2 separate regions of the Mus musculus genome follow, and region 1 is linked to region 2. A link is a contact called in ENCODE POLR2A ChIA-PET data. All regions are on one chromosome and are shown on one strand. The core of a region is the stretch at or near the end of the contact, and the rest is flanking DNA. Distances in the headings are between cores, read along the strand shown. Region 1 holds the start of Ncoa3 (nuclear receptor coactivator 3). Region 2 holds the start of Zmynd8 (zinc finger, MYND-type containing 8).

Evidence for each region. ChIA-PET counts read pairs that join two places held with the same protein, here RNA polymerase II (POLR2A).
Region 1: POLR2A ChIA-PET joins it to region 2 with 44 read pairs in Patski. The contact joins the promoter of Ncoa3 here to the promoter of Zmynd8 in region 2. POLR2A ChIA-PET finds 5 or more read pairs at or near these places in 4 of 5 experiments (Patski and embryonic stem cell).

What each region holds. Positions count from the first base shown.
Region 1 is chr2:165,990,755-165,997,347 of GRCm38, forward strand. It overlaps Ncoa3 (nuclear receptor coactivator 3), which reads left to right and starts at 1,883. Exons shown (of 23, transcript NM_008679.3): 1 at 1,883-2,004. LOC115489489 reads right to left here and starts at 3,027. Exons shown (of 2, transcript XM_030252296.1): 1 at 1,586-3,027. The coding sequence starts at 2,940. The coding sequence ends at 1,849.
Region 2 is chr2:165,881,049-165,887,200 of GRCm38, forward strand. Zmynd8 (zinc finger, MYND-type containing 8) reads right to left here and starts at 3,790. Exons shown (of 23, transcript NM_001363020.1): 1 at 3,560-3,790. The coding sequence starts at 3,573. 1810021M19Rik (a long non-coding RNA gene) reads left to right here and starts at 4,681. Exons shown (of 3, transcript XR_866948.2): 1 at 4,681-6,152. Gm11465 (a long non-coding RNA gene) reads left to right here and starts at 360. Exons shown (of 2, transcript XR_003953963.1): 1 at 360-439; 2 at 657-1,403.

The sequences.
Region 1 (6,593 bases), core at 633-3,132, 110 kb after region 2:
GGAGGAAGTAGGAGCTGGCAGCATTCTCAAGCTCTAGGCCTGTGACTTGTGTTTCCTTGGGGCAACAGTCTTAGAACCAAGCCTAATTCGAAGAAGGGACACAAGTCAATCCCTTCATGGAGGAGTGGTCTGGGCAAACAGGGAAGGATGAAGGATGAAGGCAGCATCTTCGCTGATTATCTACCTGAGCAAGTCAATCAGCTACTTTAAATTTTGGCTCTAGCACCGGCCAGATGCTGTTGCAGGGTCACCTGCTTACCCCACCCAAAGCAGCGGCATGTCTGCCTTCTTTTTGGATCTTTTACTGAAACAATTGAATTATTTTTTTACTGTTCATATCTGTTATGCTCTCAACATATACATATATAAAGATTATGTATATGTCTGAATATGGATAAAATTTTAGTACAGTACTGTGCTTGAATCAGTAATTATTTATTTTAATGTACTTTTGTTACATTTAGAATTATTATTACTATTTTTAGTTTTAAGATTAGATTTCTCTATGTAGCCCTGGATGGCCTGGAACTCAGAGATCCACTTGCCTCTGCCTTCTGAGTACAGGGATTAAGGGTGTGCACCACCACACCAGGTTTGGGACTTGGCTGCTGTGGGAATAACTCCAAGGGTAAACAGTGGACACTTGCAGAACAGTAAAGTAGTGCAGGTGGGAAATCCTTGAGGTGACAGCAGAACCTCAGGATAGGGTTAGTCTTATTCACACTGAAGACATTTTATACAGTTGTGTCCCAAGACGTCCTCTATTTTTTCCCATTAACTCCAAATTCCTTTACAAGTTCTTTTTACCTAAGAACTATCCATAAACCGGGGTTGCTAGTGCATGCCTTTAATCCAGCACTAGGGAGGCAGAGGCAGCCAGGTTTCTAAACTGGAGTCTAGCCTGGCCTACATTTATTGAATTTAACTTTGGCCTTATTTATTTTGGTCAGACTCCCCTCACCCCCATCCCCAACTTGGCTTTAAATCCCTGCTTTGAAGGAGGACTTTGAGTTTTTGTTTCTTCTGTTTCTGCCCCGGAGCCATGGGGTCACTGGGATTGCCTTCACTTGCTACCATCGGTTTTCTTGGAGGAGAGGCTGGTTCTGTAGAATGCTGCACATTCTGCGCTTTAATTTTTTAAAAAATTATTTATTTATTTATTTTCCTATTCCGTTAGATTCAGGTCACTTAACTTGGTAGTTTTCTGCTTTCTGCACTGCATCCTATCGGGGACATGGCGTGACAGTTTGAGTCACCTTTGGTGGCACCGAGTTTAAGATGTTCTTGGTTAAGGTGCTGTCTCTCAGTAATTCCCACTGTAAAGCAAGCTGTTCTCTGGTTTAAATCACAATACGCAGAGACCAAACCTGAGGACCAACACCTTGTGAGCCAAAACCTTTTTTTTTCCTTCGAGACAGGGTTTCTGTATAGCCCTGGCTGTCCTGGAACTCACTTTGTAGATCAGGCTGGCCTCGAACTCAGAAATCCGCCTGCCTCTGCCTCCTGAGTGCTGGGATTAAAGGCGTGTGCCATCACCGCAAGGCCCGAAACCTTTTCAAGTCAGTGACTTAGCAGGGCTCCTGACCTCGGGCCTCAGTTTGCTCCTCTGAAAAGTAAGGACAACGCCCCCTCAGCTACTGGTCTTGTGGGACGGTGCTTGGCGCACAATGAACACTCCATTGAAGTCAGGAATTCCAGGATGGAGACAGGCAAACGGGAAAACGAACCCAGAACGTCCTCTTCACCTCCAGCGGCTGGGTGAGCTGAGGGGAACCCAGGCCTCGCGGCCACGCCCCCTGCCTCGCGCACGGCCCCCTGGGACCCGTAGTGCTGGGCGTGGCCGCGGGACTACAAATCCCGGCGGCCCCCGCGCCGCGGCTTCAGCGGCGGCTGCCTCAGCTCCTCAGAGCGCCGGCGGCGGCCTCGGCGGAGTCGGTGTCGGCGGCCGGGGCTGAGCTGTGAGTTTCCGATCGAGAACAGCGTTGGGGAAGATGGCGGCGAGCGGTGAGTGGAGAGAAAGGCAGTGGCGAGCGGCGGGCGAGGCCGGCGGCATGGCCTGAGGCGGGGGTCCTGGGGTCGCCAGTAACGCGCGGCGCAGGCGACAGGGATCGCGCGGGCGGCGCTGGGCTCCGGGGCCCGTGCAGGGTCGCGAGGAGTTCGCGGCCGCGGCCTCTGCTTGCCGCTGGGGCTCCCCCCGCCGAATCTCGGGTCGGAGAAGCTCAGCCGAGTCTCCTCTTCCCGCCGGCGCCGCCCGGCGGAGCGGACACGGGCGGCTCCTCCGGCCGAAGCTGCGGCTCCGCTGCGAGCGGGCGCGGCGGACACGGAGTGTGCGGTGCCCGCGGGGTGTGTGCGGGGTGAGAGTGGGGTCTGTGGCGTGTGCGGGGTGTGTGGCATGGATGTGGGGGTCTGCGGGTTGTGCCAGGTGTGTTGGGTGGCCCCGGAGTCCGCCAGGTGTGTGGGGTGGATGCAGGCTGCGTGTGGGGGTCTGCAGGGTGGATGCTGGGCGAGGGAGCTGAGTGCGGTGTGCGAGGTGTGTGCTGGTGTGTGCCGGGTGAGTGGAGGTGCGAGGGGTGAGTGCAAGGTCTGCGGTCTGTGCGGGGCGAGGACCGGGTGGATGCGGGGTCCGCGATGTCTCCAGGGTGGATGCTTGGCGGATGAGGAGTCCGAGGTGTGTGTAGCGTGGATGCAGGGTCGGCCGTCTGTATGGGATGAGTGTGGGGTCTCTCCCTCTCTGTGCGGCGTGGATAGGGGCTCTGCCGTCTTGTGTCGGCTATCATCGAGGTCGCTTTCATCTTCTGAAATTCCCAGTCTAGGTTCGTTCATTGATTCTGTTTGCAGTAGTTTAAATGAAGTGGGAGGCAGTGCTACTTCCCTAGGCAGCTTGAGGGTGGCTAGGGTGGAAAAGTTAAGCAGGAGAGCAGCTCGGAGAGGCCAGAGCATCGTAGGCCCGCGGAGCAGGAGCCTAGGACTCCACACTGTATGACACTGGAAGGTTGGAAAGTGTCTTTAAGTCGAGAAACTTTTTCCCCCTCCCAAATGCGAAGACTTCCTTTTTTTTTTTTTTTGGTTGCAGTTTCTGAGTAGCGCTTCAAAGCCAACTTGTTTTTGTAATTAAGCTTGTGAGGTTAAAAACCAGGAAGGCGAGTCAGTCCCCTGTCTGCTGAAGGGCTAGGTGGACGAATAAGATGAGAGGTCCTGTATCAGGGTTTCTGGACTGAGATTTAAATGTCGGGGACCCTCGGCTTGGTTGACAGATCTCTGCTGCGCCAAAGCCTCAGCATTTGTTCCTGCAGGTTGTTGCAGAAATGAGTTGCTGGAGCTAAGGGTGCATGCATTCAGATCTTCAGCAGATACGGCTGTGGACTAACAGGGCAGTGCAAACCTCTGAGTTTGTGAGCCGTTTGTTCTTTTAAAACCTTAAATGGTTATCAAGTATTCAGAATAGGTTTTTTCCACATCGGATACCCAACTGAAAAGGTCTGAAAATACTGAAAAAGGAATCTCTTCCACTAGAAACCCTGTCTGTGGCAATGACTGTTAGCATTTCTTGCAGTAAGTTTGGCTTTGGAACTAAAGACTAAAGTATTTTCATTAGAAACAAACCCCAGCTGGTATATACTGAGAGCAGGAACGGGGGCTGGGGAGGGGTAGTGTTTTCTTTTTTTGCTATTTTAAACTTGCAGGAGCTGGAGAGATGGCTCAGAGCTTTAAGAACATTGGTTACTGCTCTACTAGAGGACCTGGTATTGACCCGCAGCATCCAGCAACCATCTATGGCTCCAGTTCCAGGGGATCGGTCGCCCTCTTCTGGCCTCTGTGGACATCAGGCATCCACCTAGTGCACTGATTGACATGAATTTAAAAAATCTCAATAGTTGTTAGGCTGTTGAATTTAGTGCTACTGCTGTTTGCTGTATTAAAACCCTTAAAGAAATAATAGTCTGTGGGATGTAGAACCCTGAGGCTTCATTGTAAGATGAAGCCTCTGTTTGTAACATGTAAAGTGATACCGACCACTGTAGCTCCTGTGTTGCTGGAGGTAGCTTCAGGTTCTGAATTTAAATGAGCAGTAATCTAAACTGCCTGTGATCCCAAATTATAGAGTATTTTATATGTTGATAGAAAAGACTTAATTGTCCAATCAGCATTAAAAAACAAAAAGGCACATGCTAGCTTTCAGCATATAGAAGGAAGTACATTTTATAGCTGGGGATTGTAGGCAAAAGGGGCAGCTCTAATTGTAAGCAGTTACGGAGGACATTTTCATCAGAAAACACCCTTTAAAGAGGACTTCAAAACACAAACTTCAGCATATAATCAAGATTGTCTTTTTTAAAGATTATTTTATTTTTATGTGTGTGAGTATTTTGTCTATATGTATGTCTGAGCATCATGTGCATCCTTATTGCTTAAAAGGTCAGAAGAGAATCCCTTCTGTCAGATCCCTGGAACTGAATTTAAGGATGCTTTGTGAGTAGGGCATACATAATGTTGTATGCCTTTAATCTCAGGATTCTGGTGGCAGAAATAGATGTATCTCTGAAGCCGGCCTGGTCTACAGAATGATAGCCAGTGCTATACAGAGAAACCCTGTTTCAAAAAAAATAAAAGCAAAACAAACAAAAGCCATCATGAGGGTGTTGGGAATCAAACCGAGGTGCTCTGTAGGCACAGCCAGTGCTCCTAACCACTGAACTATATAGCCAGTTCCCCAAATTTACATGTATGTGTGTTTTGCCTGTGTGTATGTTGGTTGGTACACCGCATCTTGCCTGTGCCTTGTGTCTGTGGAGGCCAGGAGAGAATGTTAGATTCCTTGGAATTCAGTTACAAATAGTGAGCTGCCATGTACATGCTGATATTCGAACCCTGGTCCTCTGAAAGTGTAGCAAGTGCTTTAAACCACTACGCCACCATCTCTCCATCCCGTCTTTGGTGTTTTGAGATGCTCAGGCCCGTGTGGAACCCGGCATCTCTCCATCCCGTCTTTGGTGTTTTGAGATGCTCAGGCCCGTGTGGAACCCGGAGCTTATATTTCTGGTTGGTCTTGAACTCGTGATCTTCCTGCCTCGCCCTTCAGATGCTGGGATTAGAGACTTATGACACCTCAGGATTATTTATTACCTTTTGTAAGCCTCTGAATCATGAAGTTAATTAGTTTAGCAGCTAGGTTGGCCTCAATTGAACTCAGCCTCCTGTTTCAGTTTCTCAAGTGAGAATGAAGGCTTGTTCCACTTTGTTTTGCTAGAATGATTTTAAAAATTACTCCAGAGGAGTTGGAGAGATGGCCCCGGGGGTAAGAGCCCATGCAGCTTCTCATAGGACCCAGGTTTGGTTCTTAGTCCCCACATGGTCACAACCTATTCAAACTTAATAAGCTCTGTGGCATCCAGTGCCCTTATGTCTTCCCCAGGCTTCTGTACACGCTGCACATACATACATATAGTGAACAGTCATATACATAAAATAAAAATAAGTAATATTTAAAAAATACTAACAGTTCATTACAGTTACTGAGTGGTTACGAGACCTTACTGGTTTTCAGGAGGACTTTGGTTCCCTTGCCAGCACCCACGAGGCTGCTCACCCATCTGTAACTTCAGTTCTGGCTGTCTCAGTTCATGCTCTCTTCTGGCTTCCACAGTCTCTTGCGTATATGTGGAGGACATAGAACTCATGTAGGCACACATACATTAGGAAATAATCTTAGAAAAAACCCCAGCATGATAGTAATGCTAGGTTATCAGGGATTATATTAAATATTTTCTGACTTTAACAAAAATTTTTAATTTATATTTTATGTGTATAAGTGTTTGCCTGCATACATGTCTGCGCATATGTGTGCTTCGTGCCTGAGGAGGCTTTCAATCCCCTGGGACTCGAGTTATGGACAGTTGTGAGCTATCATGTGGTTGCTTGGATTCCCGAATCCCCTGCAAGAGCAGCCAGTGCTCTTATCCCCTGAGCTATTTTTTTTAAATGTGTGCTGATTCACACCCCTAGCTAATTTCATTATGCTTCGAAAGTGACTTTAGGATGCATTTTCCCTGGTATAAAAATTCTGTAGGGCACCTCCACCCTCTTAGTAAATATGAACTCATTTATTAAGGAGGGAGTGCACTCTGAGGCCCGGGATCCTCTCTCTGGGCAGTGTGTGAAGAAAATACTTGTTTGAAGTGATTACTTACAACATCTTATTTTCTTCTTGGGTGCTGGGATTGAGCCCCAAGGTAAGGCCTCATGCATGCTTGGCAAGTGTTTTGTAACTGAACTGAATCTCCAGCCCATTAAGGCCTTCATTATCTTTTTTTTTCCCTTATGATATAGACCAGAGTAGCTTCCAACTTGGTTCTGCAGGTCCTTCCCCTATTTTGTGTGTGTGGTCTAGCACTAACGCCTTTTTTTTTTTAAAATATTTATTTATTTATTTTATGTATGTGAGTACACTGTAGCTGTCTTCACACACCAGAAGAAGGCTTCAGATCCCATTACAGATAGTTGTGAGCCACCATGTGGTTGCTGGGAATTGAATTCGGGACCTCTGGAGGAGCAGTCAGTGCTCTTCACCACTGAGCCATGTCTCCAGCCCCCAC
Region 2 (6,152 bases), core at 2,540-5,039:
CACACACACACACACACACACACACACACACACACACACCTTTTACTTAGGACCGGATGCTGCACAGGCTCTGGAAGAAAGAGGAAGGCCATTCTTTTTATCTCTAATTTATAATCCAAGGGAACTCAGTGCTTTCTTTCTGACTCAAATCTTTGTCGTCGATTATTAAAGTAGCTAGACTTGGCTGCAACATTTCTGCAATGTTCTTGCTCTACAATTAGGGGAAGGGAGAAAAAAAAAAAACCCTGAAGAAAGTTTAGTGAGTGATTATATGTAATTAATTCCTAGTTAAGACGGAGCACTGACCATTTTCTGGAGCTAATAAAAGCAGTTGCTCCCCTCCCCCCACATGAATGCCACTTCATCTCCCAAAGCAGAATGGCGTACCCATCTCAGAAGGTCTTAAACGGGGGAAAGAGGGTGGGGAGAAGGCTGAGAGGTGAGAGGGAGGGAGTCACTGAAGGGAAAGGGGGGGGGGAGAGAAGAGAGGGAGAGGAAGGGGGTAGAGGGAGAGAAGGAGATGGGGGTGGGGGTGGGGAGAGAGTTGAGTAGGGGAGCTGGAGGGAGAGTGGGATGGAGGGGGAGGGGGAGAGGGGGGGAGAGAGAGAGAGAGAGAGAGCGAGCGTGCATCAGTGTCTGTATCTGTCCCTTTGCAGCTGTGCATCCTCTTTGGGGACCAAGAAGGCAGGAGGAAAAAGGAAAACAGCCCATCCGTTTGGTTTTCGCCTCGGCAATCTGCACAAGTGTTGAACCCTCCACCTGGATGAGGGAAAGCGAAGTGGGGGATGGGGGAGTCCTAAGGATGGAATGCAAGAGACTCCTCAGCTTGGCCACCTGCTTTTCCTAAAAGGAACAACAACAACAAATGGTAGAAATTTCCAGAAGTCCTTACTCAGGCCACTGCAAATGCCAATCTTTAACCTTTCCCCTAAATCTGCTGGCTTAAGAGAACAGGAAGAAAGGGGAACCCCGTTGGGCTAATCTGTGGGCCTGCACTAAGATCCCACCCGGTCCAACTGCAATGCAGACTTTTTTTTTTAGTTCCCCCTTTAGTAACTGGAAAAGAATGCTACTTCGAAAGCAATTAACTTTTTACCAACCCCAGGCACTGTGGTGGCCACGAGGAAAAGCAGCCAGCTTGAGTCAGGGCTGGGAAATTGGCTGAGGTTCACACTCACAAACAGATCCTGGCTTCCCAAACCTGTAGGAGCCATTTTAATGCGTGCTCTTAGAGGACAAACGCTTTGCCCTCAAGTTTCCTTTCAGCCCAAGAAGTTACGCAAAGGCTGAGAGAGGCAAACCAGGAGGTTGGTGACTAGCCACTGGATCTGCAGAGGCCTCAAGAAACTCAGTTTGTAATTTCCACTTACAGCAAGGAGATAAGAATAAAGAGAGTAACAGAACTTGTGTGCGGCTAAGGCACTGCTTAAAGAACATTATACCCCACCTGTGTTTGACTCGGCGACACCGGCCTGCCCCACACAGACTGCCCAGTTGATAATTTAGTCCGTCTCTCTTTACTAAGTGAACCTTTTTCAACTGATGTCAAAGCTTCAGCTGCCTGAACACTAGAAGAAAAAAAGTCAAGAGTCTGTGCCGTTGGCCTAGGATAACCACTGCTCAGAGACAGCCCTTCCATGCAGCCTGACTGGGTCTCAAAGCAGGAACTAGATGTGGTGAGTTTCCAGGTGGACCCTGAAGGTGAGGACTTTAAGATTCTAGCTGCAGCCTCAAAAGTAGGGCAAATGCAAAGCCAACATGTACAGGGGTGTGTGGCCCAGACTTTCAGGGAGGTGAAGGCTGTATCTAGTGGTCAGTGGGTTCTAAGCCAAACCTAGTTTGGGAGTGGCTAGGCTTCTGTTCTAGATGTAAACACCATAAAACTTACATATGAAAACACAAGGCGCACATGCAGGCACATGCCCTGTGTGTGTGTGGGGGGGGGGGGCTCTGGAACCCTGGAAGGACAAAACAGCTTTGCTCACATTTCACATTTCACAAGCAGATCACCTACCCAGAGTTCAGAAGAGCCAAGCACAATCCAAGGTCTAGCTGCGAGTCACAAGGAACCCAGTAATTCCTGCCCCCAGCGGAGAGTAAGCAGGAAGTGAGAGCTGCAGCCCTAACTGCAGATTAGCAGGAACAACAGTGGATTCCAGCCATCACCTAAACTCAAAGACACTCTCTGGAAGCCACCCTCTCCCCACCCCCATTACCACAGACCCCAGAGGTTCACCAAACTCTTGATCCACGTTCGCAGAGGAGGCAGGTTTACTTACCCAACACACGTTCAAGCAACCGTCTCACTTTTCCCCAGTTAGGAGGAGAGGACAGGCTGGCAGATTTGGGACTTGATCAAAAAGGAAATTTTTTTTTTTTTTTGGTAAACAGTTACATGGTATTATTAAAAACACACACCACCACCACCACCACCACCACTACAACAACCACAACAACACAACCCAGCAACTGGATATGGGATGCTGTCATGAGCCTCAGGTATGTATGAGCCATGTCCCCTGCACTGTATCACAGAAGACAGAAGATGATAGAATGTTTGAAAAGGGGGGAGGGAGACAAGGATAAAAGAGACATTAGCCCATGGAAAAATCATGCAAGAAGTATAAAACTAAAGGAGTCAGAGTCTTCACAGATCTCTTTTTTTCCCCCCTTCAGGATGTTATTCAAAATCTCTCCCCATCCCCACTCCCACCCCACCCACCCCCAACCCCCCAGGCACCAAGCCTACTCCAAAAACTCCCTCAGAGGCTAGGAAACACTTTCAGAACCATTTGCTGGCTGTAGGCTGACTTGAAGAACATTCTGTACCAAGCTAAGTCGGGGGGAGGAAAAAAAAACCCTGAACAATGTTGCTGCGAGTGCGAAGCTCTGGAGAGGAAGAGATGACAGTCCACACGCCACCACCCACCTAGGCCCAGGAACCAGCCTGGGTCCCTGAGTACTGTTCTTGTTCAGGCCTGACTTCTGGTGCAAACACGCATCCTCTCTTGTCAGAACTTAGCCCAGCCTTTCCCAGAACCGCTCTGGAGAAGCAAGCTGGCTTGCTCTGCTCTCTGCCACAGGCAGTCCTGAACTGTGCTGGGAGAAGACCTTCTGGCTTCTGGCTTACCTTCCATTTTCTTCCCCCAGCAGGCATGTGACACACAGCGGCCGACAGTGCAGGGGGAGGACTGTTCAGAGAGAGAGGGAGAGGGGGGAGAGGAAGGGAGGGAAAAATAAAATAAAAGAAGGGGGGATAATAGCTTCTCTTTTGGCATACCAGGATCTAGCTTCAAACTAGTCCAGAAATTCTTTGTCCTGGTCAAAATAAAGGTATTCCAAGCCCTCACCAGTCTGTAAAATCAAGCTATGGCTAATGGCTACTTAGCCATGTGACCCAAAAAGGAAAAAAAAAATCTCTCTAAACAGTCCCAAGTTACCCTAAGTGCTCTGGGGGGGGAAGTGTGGCAGAGCCAGGCTACAGAGAAATCACACTGCTAGTCCACGACTCGATGACTCGGAGGGAGGGGGGAAAAGATGGTTAAAAAGCCGAGCTTACCTCTGTGGATGCATTGTTAACTGTGTAATGTCAATACTTATAAAACATGGAGGACAGGCTCCTAGTTCTCACAGAAAAAGGGTTTGGCACTTCGGCTGATGATCTGGCCGCCTAATAAAAGCTCATCCCCGATTGGCTGCCCCGGCCAATCGGAGTGTAAAGCCGCCGCCGATTGGCTGAAACACTTCCTGAGCGATTATCTTTGTGAGGCTCGGGTGAGCAAGAGCCATCCTGTGCATAGAAAAAGACAGGCTAAGCTAGGCCTTCTGCAGGAGGGAAAACTTGGGACAGGGGCCTCCACAAGCACTTCTCCCACCCCCTGGCTCGATCCCCCAGGCCAGGCAAACCCGTGCAGCCAGCCTGACCTGCTCCAGCAAAGCCTGAAGCCAGCGCGCCACTGGGAAGGGCCCTTTTGGGGTGGGCTGGCTGACCCATCCACGCCTGCCCCCACACACAAGTCCTTCTCTAAGAAGGCGAGCAGGCCGTTTTATAGAACAAGCCAGCTTGAGTGGGTCTCAAAGGACAAAGTCGAGCTTAGGGGTGGAGAGAGCCCCAGGGAGGCAGAAGCAATAGGGACAAGGCCAGACGCAGGCCTCTGAGGGGGGCGGGGGGGGGGGGCGCGCGCGGGGAGTGAGACAGGCAGCCCGAGGGAGCCCCAACAAATCAGCAAGGGGCACCCAGGTTCCAGGGAGCTGAGAGGTGCAGCTTGCTGTGAGGTGGAGCGATCAAGTTTGCCTAGTCATGGTCAAAGTGGCTCTTGGAAAAAAGGCAGGCCCACAGAGCCATTTGCAAAACTGGGAGACCTCTAACCTCTCACCGCCACCCCTCAGCCGATCCTCAAAGACAAACCAAAAAGGGCTCTGTCAGGATGGCAAGGGAGATACCCTCTCCAGGCTTACCCTAAGAAAAGCCAAATGCGTTGCTAGCAGGCCACATGCCTCCATTTAAGTCTTCCCTCCCTCTGCTCCCTCCCCCCACCGATGAGGCCTGCTAAACCTGTCAGTTAAACAAAAATCTGACTTCCGTCTTAGTCTGTGATGCCTTCAGCTTCCTGCCTGTTAACCCTCTCTGGGACTCTGGGCCTCGCTGGGAAAAACTAGGCCCTGAGATTGTAGAAAAGGGCCTGTGGAAAAATACCAGCTGCAGCTCTCCGGGCAGATGCAGAGAGAGAGAGAGAGGGAGCTAGCTAGCTGCTGTCTCGCTTCTGCTTCCCAAGGAGGCGTGGACCTTGTGAATCCAGGGCATACAGGCAGTGCCTCTCAGTCAGAGAAGCCATTTAAATCCAGAGGGACAGAGAAAGATGTCAAACCGGGCCAGGAAACAAGCCCGTCCATTATAGTCAGGCCTACACACCCACAGGTTGGCCCTTTCTGCCACAATCGCCCCTGTATGTGTGTTCTGGGGGGAAACTGGGCCCTGTTTGGTGGGCAGACAAATCCCCTGGGCTTCGTAAGGCTTCTTGCTTCAATTTATTTCCACAGAGAACTGCTTCTTTTCGTCCCCTAAGGCAGATGGAAGGGCAATTTCACACACACAGCCTCACATTGGCAGTCCCCCTACTCCCCCCATCTCTGGCTCTGCTCCCCAGTAAAATATTAACTAGTTCCTCAGACCTGCTTAGAATTCTCCCCGATGGTGCTGGGTGGGAGACCAGTGCCTGATTCTTTCCTAAAAACTGTCATTTGTAGAAAAGGCACAGAGGAGAATCAAAAACTGTCCAAGGCTCTCTCCTATTCTTAGCTATTTTTTTAAAAACAACAACATCCTTAATTAACAAGATTCTTAAAAAAAAAAAAAAGACGCTAAATAAACACCTTTCTTCAGGGGCCGGCAGTTGATGCAGCCAGACACCAGGAGGTGGACCCAGAAAGCAATAAAGTCCCCCTCAGCTACTGAAACTAGGACTCATTCCTGCCTCCCCAGGCGTTTCCTCAAAGGAATTGAAGGGCTGAGCTGATGGCTTGCTCTCCCTGCCCCCCAAGGACAACAGATGCCCAGCAGGCCAGTGTGCACTCTCCCTGGCTGGGGAATCTGCTCTCAGGCTCCAGACCCAGCCAGGAATCTAAACACACAGTACTGCAGGACAAAACCCTGGCTTTGGAAAGGAGACAGGATTTTGTTTGAACCAGCTGAGGTCGATAGCAGCAGGGGACAACTCCAGAGCCACTAGGCCTGACAAAGGCACTCAGGACAACAGGCCTGGCTTCACCCAAAGGGAAGGGTCGGCTCTTACTGGGGAGGGAAACCTTACTGGGACCAAACAGGGAACCTGAGGCCTGATCCGGGCACCCTCCCCTTCATGTGGCTTCGGACTCTACTATCAGCCATATGAAGTATGGCTTGGGGGGTGAGGGGAGGCGACAACACACGGAGTTGCTGATAGGTCTTGGGGACACCTAACTTCCCAATTGGAAAAGAGAATACATACACAGCAGGGGAGCGCATGGATTAAAGCTTGTTGTGTAAGCGGGAGCGCGCGCGCGCGCGCGCGCACACACACACACACACACACACACACACACACACACACACACACACGTACTCCCGTGCTCTCCCTCTCCCTTTTCCCTCCCTCCCTCCCTCTCTCCCAGGC